Linked DNA regions of Homo sapiens: all the other regions are linked to region 1. A link is a contact called in ENCODE Hi-C or POLR2A ChIA-PET data. All regions are on one chromosome and are shown on one strand. The core of a region is the stretch at or near the end of the contact, and the rest is flanking DNA. Distances in the headings are between cores, read along the strand shown. Region 1 holds the start of GAS2L1 (growth arrest specific 2 like 1). Region 2 holds the start of NF2 (NF2, moesin-ezrin-radixin like (MERLIN) tumor suppressor). Region 3 holds the start of ZMAT5 (zinc finger matrin-type 5).

Region 1 (4,467 bases), core at 1,683-4,182:
CCGCCCACAGCGGCAGTGGTGCCGCCAGAGGAAATAAGCAGGTGGGGCCTTGAGTGACCCTGGTCCAGGACAGGGGGTGGGGCCCCAGGCTCTGCCCACTGCCATCCGCTATCTGCCTCCCAGGCAGGCACATTGTAGTCCTGACCTTCTGATAAGAAGGAAACTCTTGGTCCAGCCCTCAGGGGTGGCAGGGGCCACCCAGATCCTGGGAGAGGAGAGACTTGGGGGCAGGGCCCAGCAACGCCTATGCTTAGAGTAGAACGAATCCTGTAATTCCAAACAGGATCCCTGCTCCCAGCAACAGCAGCAACCCAGCTAGGCTTCCCAGGGGTGCCTGGGGAGTGGGGAGACCTGCAGAGCCCCCTGGGGCACCTACTGTGTGCCAGGCACCTTGCCCAGGTTTTTCCATGCCTCGTCTCAACCGAGCATCACAGCACCCGCTCAACCTCGAGCCTCCATGAGGTTGTGGGTACATCTGCCTAAGACTGACTGCAGGGAGGGCACAGAGGAGGCGCCCCGATCATGCGGCCCCCCAGAAGAAGGAATGCACAAGCTCAGTTGAGGCACAGTTAGCACACAAAGTGAGGGAAGATCGTGCCAGGAGCCCGCATCCTGTCCCAGGCCCGGCTGGGCTGCGTCATCTCCCCGGCACCTCCCTCTCTGTGGGCTACCCATTTCCTTGGGGTCAGGTATACATTCCTCGGTTTGGTGCTCAACATGTGCACTCTTTTTGTGGGGCAGACTGTTCTGCAGATAGCAGGGTGGACCCTGGGAGGTTCAGGGACAGATTGCAGGCACTGGCTGTGCTGTCGGGTCCCTGGCACCTGGTGCTGGGGGACTCACCAGCTCGTCGAGGTTGCGCAGGTCGCTGGGTGTCATGCGGGGGCCGCGGGCAGGAGTCCCTGGTGCGGGGGCGGTTTCAGTGGTGTCCTCCCCAGCGGCAGGGGCGTTGGGGGCTGGGGGTGCAGCACGCAGCTCCCGCTCAATCTCCTGCTCAAACTGCACGAGGCGTGGGGCCAGCAGGCCCAGGCGTGCCCCACGCCGCGCCACCTCCAGCAGGCACAGCACCACGCTCTTCTCGTTCTTGCGCAGCACCAGGTCCTCAGTCTCAAACATGAGCACCTCCGGCACACCCAGCTCCACGCGGCACCAGCCGATGAAGGTGGCCACGTTGTCGCGCGCCATGAAGGAGCCAGGCACTACACTGTGCGCCTGGAAGGCCACACCTCGGGCCGGGCGGGCGGCTGCCAATGCACGGGCAGCCTCGGTCACGGCGTTGGCATGTTGGCACAGGGTCGTGCCCGTGGCCAGCCCTGTCAGGAAGCCATCGCCACCACCCGGGAGACCCAGGCCGTACAAGGCATTGAGCCACTCGGCCAGGTCCTCCTTCATGGCCTCCACGTAGGCCTCACTGGAGCGAAATGGCCGCACGCTCTTGGCCGCCGAGCCCGCGATGCCCGCCACTGGGTCTGCCATGCCCGGACCGGCCGAGTCACTGTGGGCAGGAACACAGTTCAGGATCGCTGTGGGGACCCAGTAAGCGCTCAGTACAAATTAAGCTGCTGGCCACCTGCACCAGTCTGTCACTCAGGCCAAATGCCTGGTTTACATGTTGGCTCTGGGAAATGTCGGTGCCCCAAGTTTCCTCATCTGCGAAATGGGTACAGTAACATTCCCTGCCTCATAGGACTCTATGGGATAATTTTTATAAATTTAGGGTCCATTAAGTGTTTGCTGTGTGGCTTTTTGCGGTGGAAACTGGGGCTTGGCTGGGGCCTCCCTCTCAGGCAGGGAGGCGCGCCCATTGTGAAGGGCTGGGACCTAGAGAAGTGAAGACAACGGCTAAGGCCCCCAGTGGACACGAAAGGAACCCAGGTCCTGACCTCAGAGTGGGTTATGTGCATGGCTTAGGGCTGGTGCCCACCCCATGTCCTGCGGGAAGGTCCCCGTGCCTTCCTTGGCCCCCCTTCCATAAGGGCTGTGCCGTCATTAACGACATAGCAGCAGCAATAGTGTAACAGCACGACCGCGCTCGGGCTCAGCGCGCGGAGGCATTATCTCCATTTTATAGATGAGGAAACTGAGGCGCAGAAAGGGTCGAGCTCGTGAAGGTCGCAGAGCTGTGGGTGGAGGAGCCCGGCGTCCAGGCGGCGCAGCGTGGCCGGTCTCGGCGATCCGGGGCCAGGGCCAGGCCCCGCCTCCTCCAAGAAGCCTCCCCAGCGCTCCAGGCCGGTGCCTGCGGGGCCAGGACTCAGAGCGGCCTCCGCAGGCCCTGCCGGTGCTGGGGCTCTGGGCCCAGAGAGGGTGCGGGGCCGCCCAAGGTCACACAGCCCCGGGGAACAGAGGCCGAGGACGCCGCTTCCCGCCCCGCCTCCCCACCCCCGTCCATGCGCACCAGGCAGGGAGTGCTGGGGGTCTCCGCGCTCACCTGGCTCATCCCGCGGCCCCGGGGAGCATTGCCCCAGCGGGGGCCGGAGCCGGGCCGGGCCGCCGCAGGGAGGCGCCGCCCGAGCCGCAGCTCTATGCGTCCCGCGCCGCGGCCTCCTCCTCGCCGCCGTCTCCGCCCCGCCTCCCTGGAATTCGGATCCTGCCCGGAGGGGGCGGGCGGGGCCGCGCGCTCTTAAAGGGGCCGCCCCTTCCCCGAGCCGGCGGGAGCTGGGGTGGAGCTGGGGTCTCCCCCCGCCCGCGATCGGGCCAGGAATCCCGGGTCTTCGAGCGCTCTCGACGCAGAGAGCCCCAGGGCCCCCAGACAACTGCGACCGGCCCAGGCGCCCAACCCCCACCCAGCCTAGTACCCGGGGCCCCGTCCAACCTCTTTGGTCTCCTGGGGAGGAGGTTGGGACCTTTTAATCGCCCCCCTCCCCAGACGGTGGGCTCCCCGGGCTGGCGCACAGCACGGCCTGTTCCCAAGATGAAGGCAGGAAGCGATAGCGGCTGGAGGCTGCAAAGTCACCTCCTCCCGGGTGGACCTCCCCTGGCCAGATAAACGGCACCGCCGCGGGGAGGGGGAGGATGCCCCTGGCGACTGAGGGCTCCTTGTGCTCACTGAATGCTCATTTTTGACCCTGAAATGAGGGGAACCGGTTTTACAGATGAGGATACTGAAGCTCAGAGAAGTAGGCAGATGGCCAAAGCCGGAGTTCCGCACAGAACAGGGGACGGGGGGCATCGGAGGCCGGCCGGACGCGGGAGGGTTAAGCCCCGCTGGGCTCTTTTTAAACTGCAGAGGACGGACCGCCGGGATCAGCGGGAAATCCTGCCCCCTGCTGCTGCCGGCTGGGCTGGGCGGGACGTCGGGCGGGTCTGGGCGGCAGCCATGCTACACGGGTGGGGCAGGCCTGCAGGGAAGCCGCCAACCACAGCCAGGCTCAGAGCTCCAATAAATCTCCTACTGTGTGCTGCCAGGACTGCTCTGCGCCCTTGACCTGAATGAACTGGTGTGTCACCTCTGTGAAGGACACTCATGCCCAACTGGGGCACAGTCAGGAGAGCAGCTGGTGGAGCCAGGATTTGAACATGACGATTATGGGGACGCCCTCATCCACGGATCAGCAGCATTGGTTGAGCACCTGTGAGCCAGGCCTCTTGGTGCCAGGCATTCACAGGCATCCCAGAGAGTCCTTGTGACCTTTTCTTTTTTATTTTCTTCCTTTTTTTTTTTTTTTTTTTTTTTGTCTCGCTCTGTCGCTCAGGCTGGAGTACAGTGGCTGGATCTGGGCTCATTGCAACCTCTACCTCCGGGGTTCAAGCGATTCTCCTGCCTCAGCCTCCCGAGTAGCTGGGATTACTGATACCTGCCACCACGCCCGGCTTTTTGTATTTTTAGTAGAGACAAGTTCACCATGTTGGCCAGGTTGGTCTCGAACTCCTGACCTAAGGTGATCTGCCCGCCTCCACCTCCCAAAGGGCTGGGATTACAGGTGTGAGCCACTTGCCTGGCCTGTGTGACCTTTTCAAAGGCGTTTTCTCACCTCAGCGCCCCCCATGGCACTTCCTCCAGTGAGGAAGGCAGTAACTAGCAATCCTCAAGGCTGACACCTGCGTGGCACCTACTGTGTGCTGGGTCTCTTTGGGCACTGGAAATCAACAGCAAAACAGCAGGGAACCAAGCAGAGCCAGCTCTCAGGGCCTGTTGTCCAAGTCTGGCAGGGAGGCAGCCCCAGGGCAGAGACAGGGATGAGGTGCAGAGAAGACAGGGATGGAGCCGGGTGAGGGTGTGGGTGTGAGGGGGCTGCAATTTAAAATCCCTCATCAGGAAAGGAAGTGAGGGAGGAAGGTCGGGGATATCTGGAGAGGGAGAGGGAACGGCCAGTGCAAAGGCCCCATGGTGGGCATGTGTCCGGCGTGCTCAAGAAGACTGGGGAGGTGGCTGAGGCTGGAGTGCAGGGAGGTGGGTGAGGGAGGAGGTAGAGAGATTAGAGAGACCCCAGGGCCGGTTAAGCAGGGCCTTGGGGGCCGTGTCTCTTT
Region 2 (4,196 bases), core at 920-3,419, 300 kb before region 1:
TCTGGAGTAGAAGCTCCACCTCACTAAGCTAGGAGTGAGTAAGGAGGGAATGATCTTGGTTCAAATACCATACCCTCTCATCTTTCTTACCGAATTTGTAGATTTTCTTGAATAGGTGTTTTTTCATTTGTTGTTTGCCCTCAGGACCATTGCCGGAGGGTTTAAATAGTTGATTTTAAAAAAAGAATTTTTGGGCCAGGCGTGGTGGCTGCATCTGTAATCCCATCACTTTGGGAGGCCAAGGCGAGTGGATTGCTTGAGCTCAGGAGTTCAAGATCAGCCTGGGCAACATGGCAAAACCCTGTCTTTACAAAAATTAGCTAGGTGAGGCTGGGCGGGGTGGCTCACATCTGTAATCGCACCACTTTCCCACCACTTTGGGAGGCCCAGGTCGGCTGGTCACGAGGTCAGGAGTTCGAGATCAGCCTGCCCAATATGGTGAAACCCTGTCTCTACTAAAAATAGAAAAATTAGCCAGACGAGGTGGCGCACGCCTGTAATCCCAGCTACCTGGAAGGCTGAAGCAGGAGAATCACTTGAACCTGGAAGTGGAGGTGGCAGTGAGACAAGATCGCGCCATTGCACTCTAGCCCGGTGCACTCTGGGTGACAGAGCGAGACTCCGTCTCAAAAAAAAAAAAAAAAAAAAAATTAGCCAGGTGTGGTGGCACACGCCTGTGGTCCCAGCTACTCGAGAGGCTGAGGCAGGAGGACTGATTGAGCCAGGGAGGTTGGTCAGGGTTGCAGTAAGCCATGATCACACTACTGCATGCCAGCCTCGGTGACAGAGTGAGATTCTGTCTCAAAACGAAACAAAACAAAAAAGAATTTTCACCAGTTTTACAGAGGAATGGGTTCCTTAAGCTGTCATGCTGGAAGCTGATCTTATCTAAGGCTGCTTTTGTGTTACAATGGTAGAGTTGAAGAGTTGAATAACTCCAACAGAGATTCTCTAGTCTACAAAGTTGAAAATATTTACTATGTGGTCCTGTACAGAAAAAGCATGCCAACCCTTGCTTACTGCTGCCAATGCTGCTGGTCCACAAACCACACTTTTAGCAGCAAGAACTTAAATTACTTGAGAAGCAGTACTGTACGGGCTGTGAGCTTGGTTCAAAACCCCACCTTGCCATTTACTAGATAAATGGGTTTGTTCTGAGGATTAAATGTGCAAATGTCTAGCACTTTGAAAATACTGAACAATTGATAGCTGTTATCATCATGTTGGAAACTATGTGGAAAGTAAGTATGAGATGTTATATCGTTCTTCAAAGGGTTTTTTTTCCCAGAATATGCAAGCTTTAGAAAAGGGAAACAAGTATTGGCTTTCCAATAAACAAGACGCAACTTCTAATACCTGGGTACATAACAATATTACCTAATGAAAGAATAAACTTTCAAGCTTTTAAGCGTAAGCCTAACTTAAGCCTGACACTGAAATCCTGAATTTTCTATCACAGGAGCATCCAGCTTCTTCCAATAACAATGAATGAAAATAACCTTCAGGAAATGCCAAAACCCAAAAGTCCTATGAAAAAAAGCAGCAATCATCTTTAACATGAGGTTTTGGGCCTAGTTGGCCCTTCCGGTTCTGCCCGTCTCTAGCTACACCCATAAGATGATATAAAGAGAACCTCTCGAGCTTCCACCTCGACTGTCACCGCAGCAGTCGGGGCTGCCGGCCGGTTACCTCGCAATTGAACTCCATCTCGGCGTCCATGGTGACGATCCTCACGGTGAACGTCTTGGGTTGCTTCCTCTTGAGAGAGCTGAAGCTCATGCGGGAAGCGATGGCCCCGGCCATGGCGCGGGGCTCAGGCCCGGGACCCTCGCGCCCCACGGCCTGCACTCTGAGCCCTTTAGCCCCCCTGGAGTTGCTGCACAGGCCTCAGGGCCACCATGGTGGCCGGCTGCCCGGCCCGGGAACGGTCTGGGCTGCGCGGGTCCCCAGCGGCCAGCATGGGCCGCGAGGACCCTGCCTGAGCGGAAAGGGGAGTTGGGGGACGGGCCCTGACGGCTGCAGGGAGGGCACAGGAGCCGGGACCTTCGGTGCAGGCGCGACCCGGCACTCCGGGATTCGGGCCGGAGATGCCGGGGACGCCTCGGGACGGGACCCCTAGACGGCAGCGGCCCAGACTCCGCGCGCCTCTCAGCGGCCGACTAGGGTCACGGGGCCGCGCTGCATCGGGCGCGTACGCGCGCGCGTGGCTGTCACCGTCCTCACTCCGCGCGCCCGCGGGAAGCGCACCCTCCCCACAGCCCGGGGCCTGCTCCCGGCCCCGCCCTCAGGTCGCCCAGACCACTACGCGCAGCGCAACCGAACCGGAGGCTGACGCATAGATGCTGCGATTGGCTGGGAAGGCCAAGGTAGGCAGGACTTTCCCGCTCCGTCCCGCCTCCTTTGGGGTGACTCCACCAATGGAAAGTTTCACTCTAACTGCAAAAAAAGCAGGCCTAGGCTCGGCGTTGAGTGGCTACAGTGGCAGTCACTCTGAATGCTTTTGTGCCTACTCTAACAAGACTGGTTGAGGCGGCGGACCTCTGCTGACCTTACCCGGGAAACCACTTAGAGGCTGGATCCGGGGCGAGGGGAATTGGGTCCTTCGTTGGCCCAGGGAGGGACTCTTCGGTTCAAGTAGGCTCCGAGTGTGGCGCCCCAGGGGACTGCGTTTCGGACACACGGCGAATATTCTTCTTTGGCAGTTAATCACATATACCGACCCCTATGAAACTTTAAAGACACTTGTGGAGGCCTGTTAGGTTTGCTGGCACTTTCCCGCCAGATCCCTCTGCTTCCCTTTAGAATTATTATTATTATTGTTATTATTATTATTATTAATTATTATTATTATTGGGACGGAGTTTCGCTCTTGTTGCCCAGGCTGGAGTGCAGTGGCGCGATCTCGGCTCACTGCAACCTCCGCCTCCCGGGTTCAAGCGATTTTCCGGCGTCAGCCTCCCGAGTAGCTGGGATTACAGGTATGCGTCACCACGCCCGGCTAATTTTGTATTTTTATTAGAGACGGGGTTTCTCCATGTTCGTCAGGCTGGTCTCGAACCTCAGGTGATCCGCCCGCCTCGGCCTCCCGAAGTGCTAGGATTACAGGCGTGAGCCACCACGCCCCGCCTAGAATTATTATTGGTTATACCTACCTCGTGAGGTTGTTGAATTTCAGCGCACTGAATACATATAAGGCTTTAGAGCTGAGCCTGGCATCCTATGAAATTGCTGAATTTGGGTTGAAAATGAAAGCATTCTTTATTTTATACTCTATGATGCCCATTTTTGAACCGTATTCATGTATTATTTATTTAGTGTCATCAAGGGTTCTAACGGGTGTAGGGGGGATAATTACACCTTTCTGTACTTAGATAATAAATTCTATTTTAAAATAGCTCTTAGTAGTCAAATAGGGACAATTTACTGTGTTTTTTCGTTTGTTTTTTGTTTTGAGACAGAGTTTCGCTCTTGTTGCCCAGGCTGGAGTACAATGGGGCGGTCTCGGCTCTCTGCAACCTCCGCCTCCCGGGTTCAAGCAATTCTCCTGCCTCAGCCTCCCCAGTAGTTGGGATTACAGGCACCCGCCACCACGCCCGGCTAATTTTTGTATTTTTAGTAGGGACGGGGTTTCACCATGTTAGCCAGGCTGGTCTCAAACTTCTGACCTCAGGTGATCTGCCCACCTTGGCCTCCCAAAGTGCTGGGATTACAGGCGTGAGCCACCGCGCCCGGTGTACTGAGTTTTAACAACAATAATCACCCCATAAATGTTAGCTAACATTAGCATCACCCCCCCAACTCCACAGGTGAAGATACTGAGAGATATGATAGAGCCACTCGCTGACTATAATGCAGATAGTGAAAGGCAAAGCTAGGACTCAAACCCAGGTCTGTCCCACCCAGAGCCTGCTGGTTAGCACTGTGCTGCCCTGCTTCCAAATTCTCCCTACTACAGCCTCAGGAAATGTGAATTACAGTTCCGGAGTACTCAGCAGACATTGTTGCTGTAACGGTATATTAATGGAATAAATCTAGTTCTTCTGCACGGACCCCTGCTGTGCCTGGTAGCACCGGCCAGGCCTCAGGAATGATTTGCTGCCACACCCAGTGAGGCTGCTGTGGGGACTTTATGTCCTGCCTTCTGCTAGCAAATTCTCCCCACCAAAACTGATTGCTCAGGGCAGTATGGGCTTGGC
Region 3 (4,352 bases), core at 1,469-3,968, 460 kb before region 1:
AGGAACTACTTGTTCTCATACTTGTGCTTGATGTGTTTCCACAGCTTCTGCATTTTAAAGACAAGAGCCACAAACTTTGACCTTTGCCTCTCACATTTTACAACTACTCCCACTGCCCTGGTCTCTAAAATGAGCTTGGGGGAAACACATGCCATGTCCTGATTAAAAAGATACACTTGTGGTGGGCAAACTCGAAGCAATCCTATGCTTGATGCACATTTTTTTTTTGAGACGGAGACTCGCTCTATCGCCCAGGCTGGAGTGTAGTGGCGCAATCTCGGCTCACTGCAACCTCAGCCTCTTGGGTTCGAGCGATTCTCCTGCCTCAGCTTCAAGAGCAGCTGGGAATACAGGTATGCGCTACCCGGCTAATTTTTGTATTTTTAGTAGAGATGGGGTTTCGCCATGTTGGCCAAGCTGGTCTCAAACTCCTGACCTCAAGTGATCTGCCTGCCTTGGCCTCCCAAAGCGCTGGGATGACAGGTGTGAGCCACCGCGCCGAGCCTTCATGCATAATTCTTGGCATTTATAAAATACTATGATGCTTTCAATCACCAGGTGAAGTAAGTGGAAAGGGGTGATCTTAATTTCACAGGAAATTCAGTTTGAGATTGAGGGAAGTGCCCCAAAACACACAATTATTAAGGAAAACAGCCTGGAAGATGTCTCAGTTCTTCAACTCCCAGGTATTACTGAAGAGATTATAAGTGCGTAGTCCCAAAATATTTCACCATGAGCCATTTAAGACATTTCCTGGGACCTAAATTGGCTGAAATTCTCATTCCCAGAAGCACAAGAGGTTGAGCACAGTGGCTCACGCCTGTAATCCCAGTACTTTAGAAGGCTAAGGCAGGAGGACTGCCTGAGCTCAGGAATTCAAGACCAGCCTGGGCAACATGGTGAAACCCCATCTCTACAAAAAATACAAAAATTAGCTGGGCGTGGTGGCGCATGCCTGTGGTCCCAGCTACTCAGGAGGCTGAGGTGGGAAGATCACTTGAACCCAGGAGGTCAAGGCTGCAGTGAGCTGTGATCATGCCACTGCACTCCAACCTGGGCGACAGAGTGAGATCCTGTCTCAAAAAAACAAAACAAAACAAAAAAAAGCACAAGGAAAATGGGTGAGTTATAACAACATACTTGGATGTCTCTCCAGATCAATGGGAGTGGTTAACAGAACCACTTGCAAGAGATGGGACAGTAGCAATGCTTTCATATGGGGCAGGAAGTTGCACTGGTCACAGGCAGCATAGCACTAGTGGACAGTGCCTTCCCGGGCTGCAGAGTCAGACAGTCTCAAATTAAAAACACAAGTGAGTGGTGGAACAGGGCTATATGTATAAGGCCTACTCCAGCACAGTCATAATTTAGCGATATAAAGCATGCACTGCACCTAGCACAGTGCATGATACATAAAAGTCAAAAATGTGTTGCGATTCCTACCTCATGCTTCCACTTTCTCCTGAGGAATGTAAGCAATGATTATTTTTCAGTGGTACCACCTACCAGGCATGTGGCACCCTGCCTGCATCTCATGTAATCCTCACAATCGTGCTCAGGTTACTATTAATATCTCCATCTCACAGTTAAAACGGAGTTCAGAGAAGAAACTTGCTCAACTTAATGCCACAGTTAAGTGACAAGGACCAGTGTTCCTATCCAAGGCTTTCTGATTTCATAGCCCCCACTCTCAACCATTAATACCAACTGTCTACGTGGGAAGCCTTGGGGACCAGAAGCGCCGTCTGAAACTTCAGCCACGGCGTCTAAGGTGTCTAACGTCCTTTTCACGACCGTCGCCTGCTCAAATCTGCCCTTGAAACTCTGAGAGACAGGGGTCCCGTTTCTGGCCCTGACTTGCCCCTGGCTTCCTGTGCAGCTAGTAAGTCCTTTGCTCTCACTAGCCTTTAGTTTTTGCTTCTGATAATGGGCAAGTGGGTATGTAGGGTGGCACACAGCAATACTTACAACCCCTGCAAAATGAAATATATTAACCTCGCTTAACGTTTTAGAATTCACATCAAGCCAAGGGGACAGACGGCGGACTCGAGACAGAAGACGCCGACGGTTTACCCCTTACCCCCTTCCTGGTAAAAGTATACTGAGTCCCATCCCACCTCTACTCCACTGTCACCCCTCAGGCGGGTCCAAGGTCAGGGATGGCACAGGCCCTCACCCCCTCGTTGATGTGGTCGTAGATAGCGTCCGCGCCTTGATCGAAGGCGCGCTCGAAGAACATGACGCCCACGATGATGGTGAGGGCGAAGGTGGAGGTCCTGCGGAACAGCAGGGAGTACAATTTCGAAGTCAACGTCGCGGCCGCCATGTTTCTTCACAGTCCAACTCGCGCCACCGCGCCTGCGCTGGGGCCGACCTCGTTCCCCAAAGGCCCTAGACGTGCAACACTTTATGGGATTTGTAGTTCCTCTGAATCTCAGCCTTCGTGTTTTGAACCACAGAGGTATTCCTATCCTGGGAATGAGGAAAAAAACTCAAAAGGTTCATATCAGGACAGCCCAGATAATCTGATAAGATTTATTACCCAATTTTTCTTCTCCAGAATTCCTGGCTGTTAGAATATGTCAAACTACAACTCCCAGAAGCCCTCGCGCGCCATCACCTTCTCCCCGCCCTCCGCCCAGTCCCGGCTTAGATTCCCAAAGCTCTCTGGGAAGGGCGAACTGATGGCCAAGGCGAGACTACGAATCCCAGCAAGCAGTACGCGACGCGAGGACGCAGGAGGAGGAGCCCGGAGCTGCAGCCACCGGGGAGCCAGGTACCTTCCGCGAGACGTCGAGGGGCGAGTCCTAGTCTCTTTTCTCCGCACTGGAAGACTTGAACACTTCCTTCTCTGTGCGTACGCCCTGCGGCGGGACGCACCATTTCTTGGGATAGGGTGTGGATAGAGGGGCGAGGGCAGCTGGGTTCCCGAGACCCTGGCTCAACTCTTCGCCTTGTCCCCTGCACCAGCCCCAAGTCTAGGCCAGGAGCTGGAGCCTGCGGCAAAAGTCTTGTCCTGGAGGTTAAACCCTTCACCCTGGATTAAGGGCAGGGACGGATCTGCCCTGCTTCCTGTTCCTCTCACCCCTGGGCTTCGCACCGGGCAACCCTGGTTTGGAAGGCTGGAGACTTGGAACCTGCTTGGGATTGAAAAGAGCAAGGGCTTTGGAGTACCTGGGGCATTCAACAGATGTTTTCCCAGCGCCTGTTCTGGTCCCTGCTCTGGGGACCCAGCAGTGAACAAAGTCCTTGCTCTCACAGAGCGCTCAATCTACGGAGTGGGCGGGTGGGGAGATGCAGTACAGCAAACAGATAGTGCTTTGGTTGACTGGAGAGGCAGTGGTGGTGACATTGCACCCTGGGTAGCTGCTCTGGGGGGTGACACTTGACTAGAGACCTGAATGAATAGTAGAGTTGAACAGGAAAACGTTGGTGCAAAGGCCTTGAGGCAGCTACAGTCCTGGGATGTTTGAGGGAAAGAAGTAGAGTGGACTGTGAAGAGGTTGACTCCGGTCAGCTCATGTCTGGCCTTGGAACCCACCTTACGGAGTCTTGTTTTCTTTGGTTTTTGTTTTTAGAGACAGGGTCTCACTGTGTTGCCCAGGCTGGTCTCCAACTCCTGGGCTCAAGCAATCTTCCTGCCTCGCCCCCCAAGGTGCGTGAGCCACCGCGTCTGGCCAAGGAGTCTTGTCTTTTTCTAGTTGCACTAGGAGGCCATTGAAGGGTTTTCAGGAGAAATGCGACAAGATTTAATGTGCACTTTAATGTCATCATCCTGGCTGGTCTATGGAGAGTGGACCGCAAGGGGGAAGTTATTGTAGTAGATCATTTGAGGGAAGATGGGTGGTTATTTATTTGAGATGGAGTCTCGGTCTGTCGTCCAGACTGGAGTGTAGTGGTGCTATCTCGGCTTACTGCAACCTCCGCCTCCCGGGTTCAAGTGATTCTCCTGCTTCAGCCTCCCGAGTGGCTGGGATTACAGGCGCCTGCCACCATGCCTGGCTAATTTTTTTTTTTAGTAGAGACAGGGTTTCACCATGTTGGCCAGGCTAGTCTCAAACTCCTGACTTCAGGTGATCCTCCCATCTTGGCCTCCCAAAGTGCTGGGATTACAGGCGTGAGCCACCATGCCCGGCCTGATGGGTGGTAATTTAGGTTAGGGTGTGGAGCAGGGCAGTGATCAGATTTGGGATGTAATTTGGGAGGGAGGGCAGACAGAGCAAGCTAGCAGATGTGTGTAGGGTGCACAGGAAAGAGGAATTGAGGAGGATATCTAAGTTTTTTTTGTTTTTTGTTTTTTGTTTTTTTTTGAGACAGAGTCTCACTCTGTGCGGCTGGAGTGCAGTGGCACA

The links. Hi-C counts contacts between places; a loop is a spot of excess contacts on that map. ChIA-PET counts read pairs that join two places held with the same protein, here RNA polymerase II (POLR2A). Pooled maps may share reads with other maps.
Region 2: a loop to region 1 is called in a pooled map, with 8 times the contacts of the local background. The contact joins the promoter of NF2 here to the promoter of GAS2L1 in region 1. A Hi-C loop is called at or near these places in 7 of 50 pooled maps. POLR2A ChIA-PET finds 5 or more read pairs at or near these places in 3 of 52 experiments (HEK293, HEK293T and K562).
Region 3: a loop to region 1 is called in a pooled map, with 2.4 times the contacts of the local background. The contact joins the promoter of ZMAT5 here to the promoter of GAS2L1 in region 1. A Hi-C loop is called at or near these places in 1 of 168 maps with a recorded cell type or tissue (breast epithelium) and 2 of 50 pooled maps. POLR2A ChIA-PET finds 5 or more read pairs at or near these places in 2 of 52 experiments (A549 and T-cell).

Annotation. Positions count from the first base shown.
Region 1 is chr22:29,305,115-29,309,581 of GRCh38, reverse strand. It overlaps GAS2L1 (growth arrest specific 2 like 1), which reads right to left and starts at 2,932. Exons shown (of 6, transcript NM_001362985.3): 1 at 2,429-2,932; 2 at 844-1,495. The coding sequence starts at 1,476. RefSeq lists silencers at 2,196-2,335, 2,426-2,475, 2,496-2,765 and enhancers at 2,436-3,179, 3,526-3,575, 3,180-3,925.
Region 2 is chr22:29,601,606-29,605,801 of GRCh38, reverse strand. NF2 (NF2, moesin-ezrin-radixin like (MERLIN) tumor suppressor) reads right to left here and starts at 2,169. Exons shown (of 16, transcript NM_000268.4): 1 at 1,690-2,169. The coding sequence starts at 1,803. RefSeq lists a silencer at 1,824-2,403 and an enhancer at 2,654-2,783.
Region 3 is chr22:29,765,373-29,769,724 of GRCh38, reverse strand. ZMAT5 (zinc finger matrin-type 5) reads left to right here and starts at 2,718. Exons shown (of 6, transcript NM_001003692.2): 1 at 2,718-2,853. UQCR10 (ubiquinol-cytochrome c reductase, complex III subunit X) reads right to left here and starts at 2,356. Exons shown (of 2, transcript NM_013387.4): 1 at 2,177-2,356; 2 at 1-47. The coding sequence starts at 2,326. The coding sequence ends at 6. RefSeq lists enhancers at 2,225-2,274, 2,184-2,833, 2,635-2,864, 2,834-3,483.